4 separate regions of the Homo sapiens genome follow, and all the other regions are linked to region 1. The links are chromatin contacts, found by Hi-C in ENCODE. All regions are on one chromosome and are shown on one strand. The core of a region is the stretch at or near the end of the contact, and the rest is flanking DNA. Distances in the headings are between cores, read along the strand shown.

Region 1 (3,291 bases), core at 441-2,940:
CAGCTATAAATACTCCTCTTGGCAGCCAGCTTCACTTGGGAGCCCACAGCTGAGGGGCGGAGGCCAGCGGGAAGCACCTGCACCTCTTCAGGGTACATCCGAGCCTGGGCCTGGCTTCCCGCCCTCCACCTCTGAATGGGGATTTGGTCGACCTTTTCCGGCTTGGGGGAAGTCCCCGTGGTGATCCAGCTTCCCAGATGCAAGAGCAGCAGGGAGGGCACTGCTCTCCAAGCAGCCCAACCCCTTTAAACTCAAAGTCAGAGCTATATTCTCACAAGGGCTGATGAAACTGAATAGCTAAGGGTAAATGAGGAGGCAGGAGAGGCGAAGAGGAAGGGAAATAAGCTCTTTTATAGAATGCTTTTCTCCTCCTGATTTCACTTGTGTGGGGAAGCATGAAACAACCACTAATCAGTCTTTCCCCCTGATGAGTCGGAAACTTGACAACTGGAGAGTTTTTAAAAAAATGAATGAATAAATATTTCTTCTTTGGGCTTTATTTATGAAGCATGGGCTAAGAGATCCCTTGTGGGCATTTTAAATAACCAGAAGCAAGTCACAGCAGCAGCTAATGGTCAACTGTAAATGCAGTTCTGCTGTGCAGTTGTCGTTCAAAATGTGACAGTATTTAAAAGCTGGGCTGTATATGAGATGAAGGAGTTCAAAGACCCATTGGATGACAGTTCTCATGCTTCTGCAAGTGAAAGAATCATCTGGAACACTTGTTTATGAGGCAGATCCCCGGTCCCTACCCTCTGAGATCTGATCCTATAGATTTGGGCCAGGGCCAAGAACCTGCATTTGAGTCCCTAATTCCAACCTGGATACTCTGGGACAGGACTGCGCTTTGCAAGACAATGCCCTATGCCAGTGGTTCACAAAGTGAGGTCCCCAACCTGGAGCCACAGGAAATTTGTTAGAAATACAGATTCTTAGGCCAACCCCAGAAAGACAGAATCGGGAACTTTGGGGACAGGGCCCAAAAATCTGTTTTAACAAACCTCCAGGTGGTTCTGAAGCCTGCTATAGGTTGATAAACACTGCCCTAAGATTTCTTACAAGCAAGTTGTGCAAACCCTGGAATACTGGCAATTCCAATGCGTAGCCAAGATTTAGAACCACTCTGATGGACACTTCCATTGGAATATGAATGCTAATCTCACTTCTATAACCCTTATTTTTCTGAGCACTCACTTTTTTCAGCCAAGATTAGAGTTAATAAGGTGAAGGGGAAAGAATGTGGGTTTTGTTTCAGGTAAACGACTCAAGCCTGGTCCCAAGTTGAACCCTCCCTGAACCTCAGTATTTTCATCTGTGAAATGGAAGGAATGCTGCCCACCCCACAATGGTGCTGTGAAGAGTAATGAGACAGTATCTGGGAAAACACTTAGCCAGTGGCTGGCACATTGTAGAAACTTGATTTTTCTGTCTCTCTCTACAATATTTTTTAGTTTAATTGGGGTCTGGAATGAGATTCTTAATTTTTATAGGAATATAGCTTAAGGGTTTGCTCTCCAGAGAGCATCAAAAGACTCATTTTAAAATTCATCTCTTGTTTTAGGGTAAATGTCTGAAGAGCTCAGTGAGCACTCTTGATGTTAAAGATGACTGGTAGCCTTAGTATAGAAGCAGCTCTAATTTAGCATGGCCTGGTTCCACTTTGTAACCAGAGTCACTTTCTCTTCTGGGACATCACTGATGTCTCAGTAATGGGCAAAAACCTTATTATATTAGGCACTTTGCACAAGCATTTCACTTCCTTAATTGGTCACCATTGCTTATTAAATGCCAGGCCAACTTCCAATACAGTTTGGTGACAGAGGCCTGTCATCAACTGTTATAAAGAAATGACTTCTTGTGTGTGTACTGGTCAGCTTGTAATTCAGTTGGTTGGAAGATCAGTCAATATTGTATATTTATAAAAGAGTAGATTCAGTAACCACTTTGGCATGAAGCATGCTGCCTGTGTTTTATATTTTATATAATACATAGTAGTTCTATTGACTCTAAATAAATACTTGACAATGACTGTTTTAATAGATTCCAAAGATGGAATGTCCACAAACACATCATTTGTAGGGCAAAGCTGACACAAATCACATTTGTGGGAGTAAAGTGGGAACTCATCCCTGTGCAATGGTCAAATGCTCCACATATTTTTGTTAGGATGGAAGGGTGTTTAGTAAGGTCCTTCATGTAATCAAGACCTGTCCTGGTGTGCAGCCATAGAAGCCAATTTGTTTTACTTCTGGTACACTGACCAGCATCCCTTAGGACAGGAAGAGATGGATATACCCAAATTGCATTGCCACCTAGTACTTCGGCAAACACTTACTGAGGACCTGCCAGGTGCAAAGCACATTTACATGCATGACCTCATCTAAGGCTCACAAACAGTTATCACCATCTCCTTTTTACAGATGAGCAATTGAGATGCAAAGACATGAAGGCATTGGATAAACGTCATGCAACCCATATTGGTTTCATTTACCCTAGAAGGGATTTCTTGCTTTCAGTTGTATTTACCCTAGAAGGGATTTCTTGCTTTCAGTTGCTGGTTTGCTTATTCATTCATCTAGTCATTATTCATCTATGGTTTATCATAGCGAGGCAACATTGTTTACTCTCATATCTCCTAAAACAATTTTAGAAACCTACATATCCTCTTGAACCTTTTTCAGATGAGACTTCAAGTTTCCCTTCCCGTGTTAAAATAGTTGCAAAGATGTAATTATGGCACGTAGTCAATATTGACACTTTACAACAAAATGTTAATGAATGCATTTCTATATGGCCAAAGGAATATAGATACCAATTATATTTTTCCATTATCCAAAGGAATATAGATAGAAATGATATATTTATCATCTAAAATTTTAAAATACATGAATGATCTTTTAATAGAACTTTTTTCCTTGAACTCATATTTCCATTTCATTTCCCCAATATTACCTCATTTTTAAGGGACCTCACGCTTAAAAATATGTTATCATTCTATTATAATTCTGTGTAGTAATAATATTAGTCAAATTAATTTTTTTAATTTGCTATAATCTTAAGACTTTAGATGTTAAAATTTTTCTTCTGGATTGGCTTATCATTAAAATTATGAAGAAATTATTCAGAACAACATAAATATGACAACTTTAGACAATGCAGCATAAAATCAGGAGAGGTATACTTTTTTTTTGAACACAGAAAGCAAGATGGGAAAAAAGAATGTTTCTCATGATATCTCCCTGCAGGCATGTTCTGAGGCCAATCTTATTAGGAAAGAGTACATGTGGAAGT
Region 2 (3,291 bases), core at 403-2,902, 2.5 Mb after region 1:
AAATCATGCTGCTAACATATACTCTTGATATGATGTAATGAGAATGGCATTTTACCTCTGTAATCTTCTTCCCCAAAACCCATAACCCCAGTCCAATACAAGAAAATCATCAGACAAATCCCAGTGGAGACATACTCTACAAAATACTTTACCACTACTCCTCAAAGCTCTCGAGGTCATCAAACACAAGGAAAGCCTGAGAAACTATTACAGCCAAGAGGAATCTAAGGAGACATGGCAACCAAGATAATGTAGAACCCCACATGGAGTCCTGGAACGGCAAAAGGACACTAAGGAAAAGCTAAGGAAATCTGAATGAAGTATAGATTTTAGTTATTAATACTGCAACAGTACTGGTCTATTAATTGTGACAAAAGTATACTAAGGTAAGATATTGACAATGGGAAAACCACTTGGGGCATATGGGAATTTTTTGTACTATCTTCACATCTTTTCTCTACCTCTAAAACTATTCTAAACTTAAAAGTTGTTTTGTGTTGGGGGCTGTGATTAAAATAAGTAAAGTTGGACAAACATTGAGCAATACCTAAGCAGATGATCTCTAAGCTTTTTACTAGCTTTAAAGGCAATGTTTTGGGAAGTATTTTTAATAGGCATGTTGTATTAATTAATTATTGTGCTTTTCTTATTATTTGTAATTGAGACTACTGGGCCACTAAAGTGCATGAGTTCAGAAGTAGTTAGGGAAGTTATGGAAACCATTCATTCATTTATTCAACAATAAGTATGTGCTCTGTATTATGTCTTCAAAAAATATTTACTGTTAATGCATGAGCGAAAGGATTCTACATCTCCCTAATTTTGTTTTGTCTCAAAATCATTTGAATAAAATGTAGTATTTTCCAAGGAAAAAAGACAATGTAGAAGGAGCAATAAATCTACAGTAAGAAAATCTAGATATAAGTATGAGCTCAACTATTTTTGCCCCTAGGGTAAGTCAGTCATCTGTCTTCAATCTTATTTTCCTTAGTCGTCCAACAAGGTTAATAAATCCCCTGCCTACCTCACAGGGTTATTTTGTTGTGAGAAGAAACATATATTAAAGTGATTTACAAATGTGGAAGTGTTATATAAAATAAGGGGGTTATGACAATCTAATGATAACCAGAATTCTCTGGTTCTTCTCGGAATCAGAATGGACTCCAGGCTGGTTAAGACTTGGTCTTCTGCCTGCTGAACCAATGCTTGGATTTGCTAAGGGGTCCATGAACCAGAGTCAGTATCTCCTAATAACTTATTAGAATTGTAGAATCTCAGGTCCCATTAAATCAGAAACCCACTAAATCAGAAACTGTGGGGGTGGGGCCCAGCAATCTGTTTTATTAAATAATTAATTTGTTTGTTTTTGTGGAGACTGAGTCTCAGTATTCTAACCAGGCTGGTTTTGAACTCCTAACCTCAAGCAATCCTCCCACCTCAGCCTCCCAAAGTGTTGGGATTACAGGCATTAGCCACTGCGACGGACTCAACTCAAGTGTTTTACCAGTCCCTCCAGGACACTCTGACACTGCTGAGGTTTAGAACCACTTCCCTCAAGGGTGTGTCCCATTCATGTGGCCCCACCCCTCCAGCTGGCTCCCTGTCCAGCCAGAATGTTGTCTTGCCCTTGTTTCCTCCAAACCCCCTTCACATCCATTGACACCTGGCTAAGTCTCACACAAGTCATCTGAGAGAGAGGAGAAACAGTACTGTTAAAAGGATGTGGGAGGTCCATGACTTGCTAAACCTCAGCCTGAGTTAACTAGCTACAGCAAGACCCACAGATCTCGCTTCCTACAACATGGGTATTTTCCCCAGACTGGGAAGTTCTTAGCCGCGAAGAGAAATCCAGCACCTGCGGAGACCACACACTGCACATTTTACAAAAGAAACCAAACTCCCACATCCTGTCCTTCTGACCCCTAGCATCTGTCAGACAAAGGTGTCTTATCTGTGGGTCAGAAAAGGCAGTCATCTAATATAAAGATCTATCTACACCTAGCTACACACACCCAGGAAAATAAGACCTCTGGATGCCACAAACAAGTGGGGCTTCCAGGCCCTTAATCAAGGAACAAATGATGCAGAACTCAAAGTAACAAACAAGCTGGAATGTTATTTTGCCCCACGCGATCAAAGACTAGAAAAACAGGAATTACAAGTCAGAAGTATGATGCATTGGCAGGTGTGCATGAAGAAGGCCAGGCAGTCCTTTTTCTGAGCCATGTTTAGGCCAAAGTCTTTCCTTTTTGACACCCTATTATTGGTATCATTCCTTAATGACACACACACAAAACAAAATTAAAGAAGACACTGGCCCAGAGAAAGACTGAGCTGAAAACCTAATTAGGGTGGAGTTTTACACTATGTTTGTGTATATGTATGTTTATAAGGTAAAAGAACTGCTAGTACAAACACAACGCCTCTCTAAAGAGGCTGGGCTTGTTGTGCCTCATGAGGCTGATCATTATTTCCCAGGCAAAATTCATATATAAATCACATACATACAAATTTATGTCAACAAATAATCATTTTTTTATTTACCGCCACTTTGCTTATTCCCCATTCACAGTCTTCTGGAAAATATATGAAAAACATCCCCTAAGTGACTAATACATAAGATAAGCAATACACTGCCACACAGGCAAATTCAGCTTAAGAGACTGAATTTGCATGAGCCATCACAATGCCTGTTTGCAGACACTCTAAATCTGTATTCACAGGTCATCTACATTATCTCAAATTTTTATGGTAATTTTTCCTGTTTCCTATCATCCCTCCTTCCCACAGTGTACACACAGAAATCTTCCAATCATACAACATTTAATTTTTGTATTTGACTACCAGTTGAACTGATTAACACATATTCCCTTGCTCAAAACATTCTGTGGCTCTCCAATGGCCAGAGGATGAAGTAGCCATGCACCACCCTTGGGTTCCCATGAATTCTTACCCTACAGCTGCAAGGGATAACACTGTTTTCACCTTTGCTCATCACTCCCCTCTACCTGAAATGTCCTTCTCTCCCATTTCTCTACCTTTTGAAATTGTACCAGGACACTTCAAGGTCCTGCTCTATTAACACCCTTCCCATGAGATCTCTCCTGGTTTATTCTTTGACATTACCCTCCCCAACTCAACGGTTATCATGGAAAAAGTACCCACCCCAGAGAATGATTGTGAGAATTAAATCAGGTGATGTTCTTTCAAAAAGTACAGAGAATAGTGTCTCACTTCCAGCAAATACTTCATTAAGAAACTACCATTATTATTATTTTATGGTCCTCCAAT
Region 3 (3,291 bases), core at 574-3,073, 2.2 Mb before region 1:
CCAAAATGTCTTTTGTCCTCCAAATCAGCCAATACATTTTAAGATAAGATGGTGTTTAACAAACTTTGCCTTAATAGTTTTTATTATCTCTAAAACACAAACAGATAAAAATATTCTATTTGTAAATTAGCTACAAGGAAGTTGAGAAAACTGGAATAAATAATATTTTTGCTTTAAGTTTTAAAAATGAGTCATAACTAAAGCTTTTAAGCAAATTGTAACTAATAATTATGACTTCATAATTTCTAGATTCTGTACACTACCCATGAAATCATATTAAAAATCGCTATTATGAATAAAAGATAATCATGTAATTAAGTTCAGGGGGGCATAAAAGAATCACCACTGAGGTTAAGACAACTTTAAGAATATACCTGAAATTCATCATTATCACCCAGTAATTGCTATGTAAAAACCAGACATTAACATAGATAAGTCAATATCAATCCTAAATTAGACCCACTGAATATAGACTTAAGACATTTTTAGGAAATTAGGAAGACCTTTAATAAATGGAAGGCATTGGAATTTTCACTACATGCTTTTTGATCTTAAAAATAAATTTTTTAAAATCTATCTTTATTAATTGTGGTAAAAAACTTAACATACAATTTACCATCCTAACCATTTGTAAGTGTTTACACTTACAAATTTTAAGTTCAATAGTATTAAATATATTTACATTATTGTACAGTCTCCAAGTGTTTTCATCTTGTAAACTGAAACTCTATATCCATTAAACAACTCTCATTTCTCCTTCCCCCAAGCCCCTGGCAACTACCATTCTAAGTATCATTTATGTGAGTTTGACTACTCCAGATACCTCAGGTAAGTTGAATCATCCAGTATTTGTCTTTTTGTTTCTTTGGTGTGTTTTCCAAGCTTAATTGAAACTTAATTAGGATGAAGCCAAGTTACCCTCCATCATGTATCATCTGTCTATTCAGTACAATGCACTGTGCTAATTTAATGACCCCCTTAACTTAATTACATGATTATCTTTTATTCATAATTTAATGCTATTAACCTAATGAGGTAGGTTATGCACACACACTTTACAGATGAGGAAACTGAGACTTTGCGAGGTGAAACATCTTGTCAATGGTCATAAATCTAATAAGCAGTGGGGCTGCTGATTGCAACTTTATCTATCTTCAAAGCACAGTCTTTTTAACATACCTGTATGCTTTTTGAGATATTTAAAGTTTTTAGGGGATTTCAGCCATCTACATATTTTAAGCAACTCATAGAGTGTTTTGTTTTTGCCTTTGATGGTTAATGTGACCTGGGTTCCTCCTTTTTTTTAAAATAAACTACTTTATTCTAAACCATGTCTCAAGGTATTATTCTATTCTATGTCATGAGGTTTATTCTAACACATGTCCCATAAGCCCACAGAATACCAGTTACCTTCCCTTTATTTAAGCAGGGCTTGATTTGTTAAGCAGCTGGTTTGTTACATTTTTCTGGAAATTATACAACTTCCTAGTGTGTAGCACATATCAATAGTGAAAGGAATATTATTTTTAAAAAATCAGCACTTACATTTGTGGAAGTGAGCCCAAGCTTCTTCAGTTCAGACACATGGTTTTAGTGAATAGAAGTCACTCTACCAAACCCGGGTACTCTTCAAACATGCCTTGCTCCGTATGCAGGCAGGCAACTGCACCCCTGCTTCCTGAGCCACCTGGGACTTGAAGTTCTACCACTGTGGCTCCAAAGCTGCCCAACTAGAAACCCCAAAAGGCAAGAGAACTACGATACCCACAATTCAGGCTCCTCACCCGAAACCAGAAGAGGGCGTATGGCTAGAGTTTCACCCTAAGAAGAAAGGGGAAGCAGGTGGAAAAGCAATTAAAAAAAAATCAGGTGAGTATATCTAAGAACCATCTGTAAATATAATCTTATTTCCATGAAAGGAAATAAAAGTGGTTTAATGTTTGCCAGGGAGTAAGAAGGCACCCTCAGTGTTAGCAATAAGTAAAAAATATTTATGCAAGCAAATCCTCATGCAGCTGGAACTTGCCCCACCAGATTCTCTTTCGGTGATTCAGAGCTGAAGGTGCCTCACTGCCCTGTGGAACAGGTGAATAAAGCCTTCCCAGGTGAGTGACAGTGTCTAACTAGTTCCCCCTTTCCCTCTACATCAGCACTGTGATTGTCACTCAAAGACATAGACATATAGACATAATGGAGACCTTTTGGCATTTCATCTTCTAAAATGCTCTGGATTTTTAAGATAACACTTTAAAATGTGCCTTTTAAAATATAAGCAAGAATAAAGTTTTCTTGATATTTTCTTCCATTTTACTTTCCATTTCTGTGTTTTGTGTTTTCCTTCTGTGTATTTTGTTCAAAATTCAAGAAAGAGAAAATTAGGGGAAAGGGGAAAAAAGGTAAAACTTAGTGAAATGAAATGTGCAATAATTGTTTCACATTTTTTTCCAACATCAGCAACAGAGAATGTTTAAAACAAATGTGTTTCTCTATTTGTTCATACAGCATCTCTCTCTAGCCTATTATCTCCTGTTAGACACAGCCCAGAAAATGAATAGAGACAAGTCCTGGCTGGGTCTGGGTTCAGAAACATAATAGAAGGATTCATCTAATGTAAGTAGATGGCAGAATGGTGACAAAGAAAAAGTTTCCTTTCCCTTTTCTGCACTTTCTCTCCTACTGTTCTAACCACCCCTTCCTCCCTGATGCATCCCTGGCTTCATGCTGCCAGATCACCTAATCCACCCAGATTCCCTTTGAAGTTTCCCCTTGACTCATCCCACAATCCAAACTGAGCTGTTCTGTTTCTTTTTGTCACAGGTTCCTCAACTCTCTACTAGAACCTAGCTTTCCTTTATGTCATTATATTATTTCCAAAACAAATGGTTCTTAATTTCCCCAAACCCTACAGAGGGCATTCTGCATGGCATTTCTCCTCCCTGAAACCATTTTTGCTCATCTTGAAATGTTCAGAGATTTCATTTTTTCCAAAGCTCAATGAAAAACACTCTTCAAGATGTCCTTCTCAGTTTGTCTTAATCTGAGTTATTCTCTTCCTCCTAATCAATTTCATAATATTGCATCTGCTCCTCTCATAACACATTGTATATCTCATTTCATTGGTTTACATGGGTGTGTGTGTACCTATGCAGTCTTACATTCCTATTTGAAGGCAAGGCCTCATTGTATCCCTACTTCATTAACTCATTAATGTACAAGTAGATGTTTGTGATAAACAATCAACACATAAAATAACTGAGATGTTAACTCTAAGGTGTGTGTGTGTTAATGCCT
Region 4 (3,291 bases), core at 205-2,704, 2.2 Mb before region 1:
TACCAACAATAATGAAAAGTGGTGGCTGTCGGTGTCTGCTTCTCTTCACCTTCAGCTCCATCCTGTATAACAAAGGGACTTGGATAGACAGACACATGTGCACACTAAGGCACACAGAACAAAGCTCTGTCCACTCCCCTCCTAGAAACCTTTCCCTGGCCACCACTCAAGCTGGAGAAGTATGAATACCACCAGTAGCAAGACACACCTTGAGAGACAGCCCAAGGAATTTTTTGGGAGCAAGACTGGAGTACATTGGACAGAGAATTTCAGAGTCTTGGGTTCCTGAAGAAGGGGATATCATGGGTTCTGGGTGGTAAACCCTCATGGCCTTTCAGATTCCCTGACCAGTGTGAAGAAGTAGAGCTAGAGGAAAACCATAACCCTGGGTCCAGAGCAGAAGCCACTTCTGCCTGGGTCTAAAGGCAGGACTGATTGCAGGAGAAACCCTAGCATTTATATCCTGTCATCCTGAAACCCCACAGTAAGAAAAGTAAGAACTCTTACTCTCCAGAAGTCCCAATCAATTCTGATTACTTCTCATTAGCTCTAAGTGGTCACAAAACAATCTCATTGTGGGCACCAATCACCATGGTCAGAAGGAATGTTATGCAGTATTTGACTTAATGTGGTTATACGCAGTAGCCTGGGGGAAGGGTATGCAGCCCCTGGTCTGAAAAGGGAGGAGGGGTAGATCCCCAGGGAGGTAAGGAGAAAGGATGCTGAGGGGCAATGACTCTTACATGTGCTACTACAGGTAGAAATGAAGCCAGATTGCAGAGCGTTCTGGAGGGAATATCTGAAGCAGCACATGTAAGTCAGGCCATAACAGAAAGGAAAAATATAATTAGAGCAAGGAAACAGGGGCAAGGTATGATGATAGCCTTGCCAGATAGGGGAAACCTGTGCATGTGTGAATGTAGAGGAGAGATTCAAAGTTCAATGTGCGTGTAAGGCTTCTTTGTTAAAATGCAGATTTGGATTCAGCAAGTCTGGTGGCGGGGGCTTGAAATTCCACATGTCTAACAAGCTCCTAGGTGATGCTGCTGGTTCATGACCCTCCCCTTGAGAAGCAAGAATATAGAGAATTAGACAGCAGAGAAAGAATGAGATTGGAGACGTGCCCCCGCAAAAAGAAAAAAAAAGAGATGAAACTAATGATGCTTAGACAGTGCTCCTCTTTGGTCGCATGTGATAAGCCCCTTCCCCAGCAGAGAAGCACAGCCAACATTGAGGAATAACGCAGGGACATTCCAATGTTCTTTTAAGAATCCTAGAAGAATATTCTAAACAAGCTTTCGTCAAGCATGGGCATGGAACAGGAATCCTAAGCCCATTACCTTCTTGTCCTTCCCATGCTGACAGATCCCCTGAAGCGTTCATGTGACAGCTACGCCCACGCCCAGGCTACACGGCATAGAACTTGGATAAGCAGCTGGAAGTTGCTCTGCCATAACAGTCTTAGAGAGAACGTAACTTCCGTGTGTGTGTGTTGGATTAGTTCAACAGTCTAGCAGATAACCACAAAGTTTCAGTCACATTGTTAGTGGTTCCCTCATGACTTATTTTTTAATCAGTTGTATACATAATGAAACTGAGTGAATTAGGGCTTCACACGGTCTTCTTTCTATAAATCAGAAATCTGAAAACCATGTAAATTTGCCAAGTAATGAGGTGTCACCACCTTAGAGTAACAATACTAAAAAAGTACCTCATTAAAATGAGGAAGTAATCATTAGTAAAAATTTATTTCTGCAGTCCTTGACCTGAAACAAAAATTATGTCACATTTTCCATAGATATTGACATCAGCAATGACTTTTCTGAAACATTAAGTGGAGCACTGTCATGAATAACATTTTCAATAAAACTTTTTAATTGAAATTTCAAAATACTTTTAAAAACACATTCAACATCCCCAGTGCCTCAATTTACTGCTGGAAAATAGCATGTTTTTATAAGTATAGGTTGTGTATCCTAAAATTTTTTTCCTTACTATATTATCCTATAGAGTTATTAATTCTCTGGAAATAAAATTTGTCTCATGAGATCTCAAAAACCTGCTAAAATTTGAGTATTTTTTTTTCCTTTACCTCCTCATGGCTCTTCAGTACATTTTATTCTCATTCTACTGTTGTGGAAACAGAAAAGTATAACAGAAATCACAGGATTAGATCTCTGAAAACTTGATTCATTATTGGCTCTGCAAATGAGTTTTTTGTTCTTCTTAATCTATATTGAGTCACTAAACCCACCTCCTTCTATTCCTTCTACTTCTAATGGCAATCCTTCCATTTTCTTTGCCTGGGCTTTCTTGACTAGCTTTTTCTATGATTTTATTTTATTATTTAAAATGTTTTATTTTTAATTTTCGTGGGTACATGATATGTGTATATTTTGGGAGGTACATGAGATGTTTTGATATAGGCATGCAATGTATAACAATATCAGAGTTAAATGGGGTATCCATCCCCTCAGGCATTTATACTTTGTGTTACAAATATCCAATTATACTTTTTAAATTATTTTTAAATGTACAAATAAATTATTATTGACTAGAGTCACCCTGTTGTGCTATCAAATACTAGGCCTTATTCATTCTTTCTATTATTTTTGTAACCATTAACCATCTCCACCTCCCTCTCTCTCCCACTATCCTTCCCAGTCTCTGGTAACCATCCTTCCAGTCTGTTTTTCATTATTTTCTGCTTCTCATCTTTCCTTGTCACATTAGATACCACCTCCTCAGAGATATTTTCTTCATCTCTCTTTGCTAACGAGTTTATTTTCTGTTTCTTTCTTAGAATATCTAGTGCATAAACACAGGTACGTATTCTTTCTTGGTTTTGGTTGAAAGCCAGAGCCAGATATAGCATGCAATTTACTATCATAAAATGTGTTAAATGATTACAGGAAGGAAAAAAGAAATACTACAGAAGCGCTACTAAAGCAGACATTAGCTCTTTAATTTCTGTTCTGGCCCACTAAATCAGCACTTGCCATATTGGTTGAGTGAGTGAATATGTGATCACAGAAGTGTCTGCAAATGTGAGTAATTTCACCCAGCGTTAGCAGCCACAGGAGACAGAAGAAGCAGCAGGACCAGAAAGCCATGGCTAATTAAGCCCACGTATCCACCAACCACAAGTACCCTTTCGATTTGGTTGATACTTGTAAGGCTTTTCCCTGGTCTTTCCAAAACATGCCCTACAAATGCTTTACTAATTCTTATCTAAGAAACTCCTGCAGTGAAAAAATTATCTAATTTTCTCCAAAGTTTCTTTTTGTATCA

The links. Hi-C counts contacts between places; a loop is a spot of excess contacts on that map. Pooled maps may share reads with other maps.
Region 2: a loop to region 1 is called in a map with no recorded cell type, with 12 times the contacts of the local background. The contact joins two enhancer-like sites. A Hi-C loop is called at or near these places in 1 of 168 maps with a recorded cell type or tissue (posterior vena cava), 2 of 37 single-sample maps with no recorded cell type and 2 of 50 pooled maps.
Region 3: a loop to region 1 is called in a map with no recorded cell type, with 9 times the contacts of the local background. The contact joins the promoter of GIRGL here to the enhancer-like site in region 1. A Hi-C loop is called at or near these places in 9 of 37 single-sample maps with no recorded cell type and 3 of 50 pooled maps.
Region 4: a loop to region 1 is called in a pooled map, with 9 times the contacts of the local background. The contact joins two enhancer-like sites. A Hi-C loop is called at or near these places in 9 of 37 single-sample maps with no recorded cell type and 3 of 50 pooled maps.

What each region holds. Positions count from the first base shown.
Region 1 is chr7:22,445,491-22,448,781 of GRCh38, forward strand. All of the region lies in intron 4 of STEAP1B (STEAP family member 1B), which reads right to left. Among named protein-coding and RNA genes, the nearest start is that of STEAP1B, 53 kb to the right of the region's middle. RefSeq lists enhancers at 2,526-2,575, 2,586-2,655. Within about 2 kb of position 1,691, at least 2 of the 41 ENCODE cell types and tissues checked have a DNase peak (open chromatin) inside an H3K27ac peak, as active enhancers do.
Region 2 is chr7:24,964,364-24,967,654 of GRCh38, forward strand. All of the region lies in intron 1 of OSBPL3 (oxysterol binding protein like 3), which reads right to left. Among named protein-coding and RNA genes, the nearest start is that of OSBPL3, 14 kb to the right of the region's middle. RefSeq lists an enhancer at 1,814-1,973. Within about 2 kb of position 1,653, at least 11 of the 41 ENCODE cell types and tissues checked have a DNase peak (open chromatin) inside an H3K27ac peak, as active enhancers do.
Region 3 is chr7:20,215,754-20,219,044 of GRCh38, forward strand. It overlaps GIRGL (glutamine insufficiency regulator of glutaminase lncRNA), which reads left to right and starts at 1,824. Exons shown (of 4, transcript NR_134569.1): 1 at 1,824-1,869; 2 at 2,503-2,610. It overlaps MACC1 (MET transcriptional regulator MACC1), which reads right to left and starts at 1,631. Exons shown (of 7, transcript NM_182762.4): 1 at 1,546-1,631. RefSeq lists an enhancer at 1,456-2,655.
Region 4 is chr7:20,237,402-20,240,692 of GRCh38, forward strand. No RefSeq gene overlaps it. Among named protein-coding and RNA genes, the nearest start is that of GIRGL, 21 kb to the left of the region's middle. Within about 2 kb of position 1,455, at least 5 of the 41 ENCODE cell types and tissues checked have a DNase peak (open chromatin) inside an H3K27ac peak, as active enhancers do.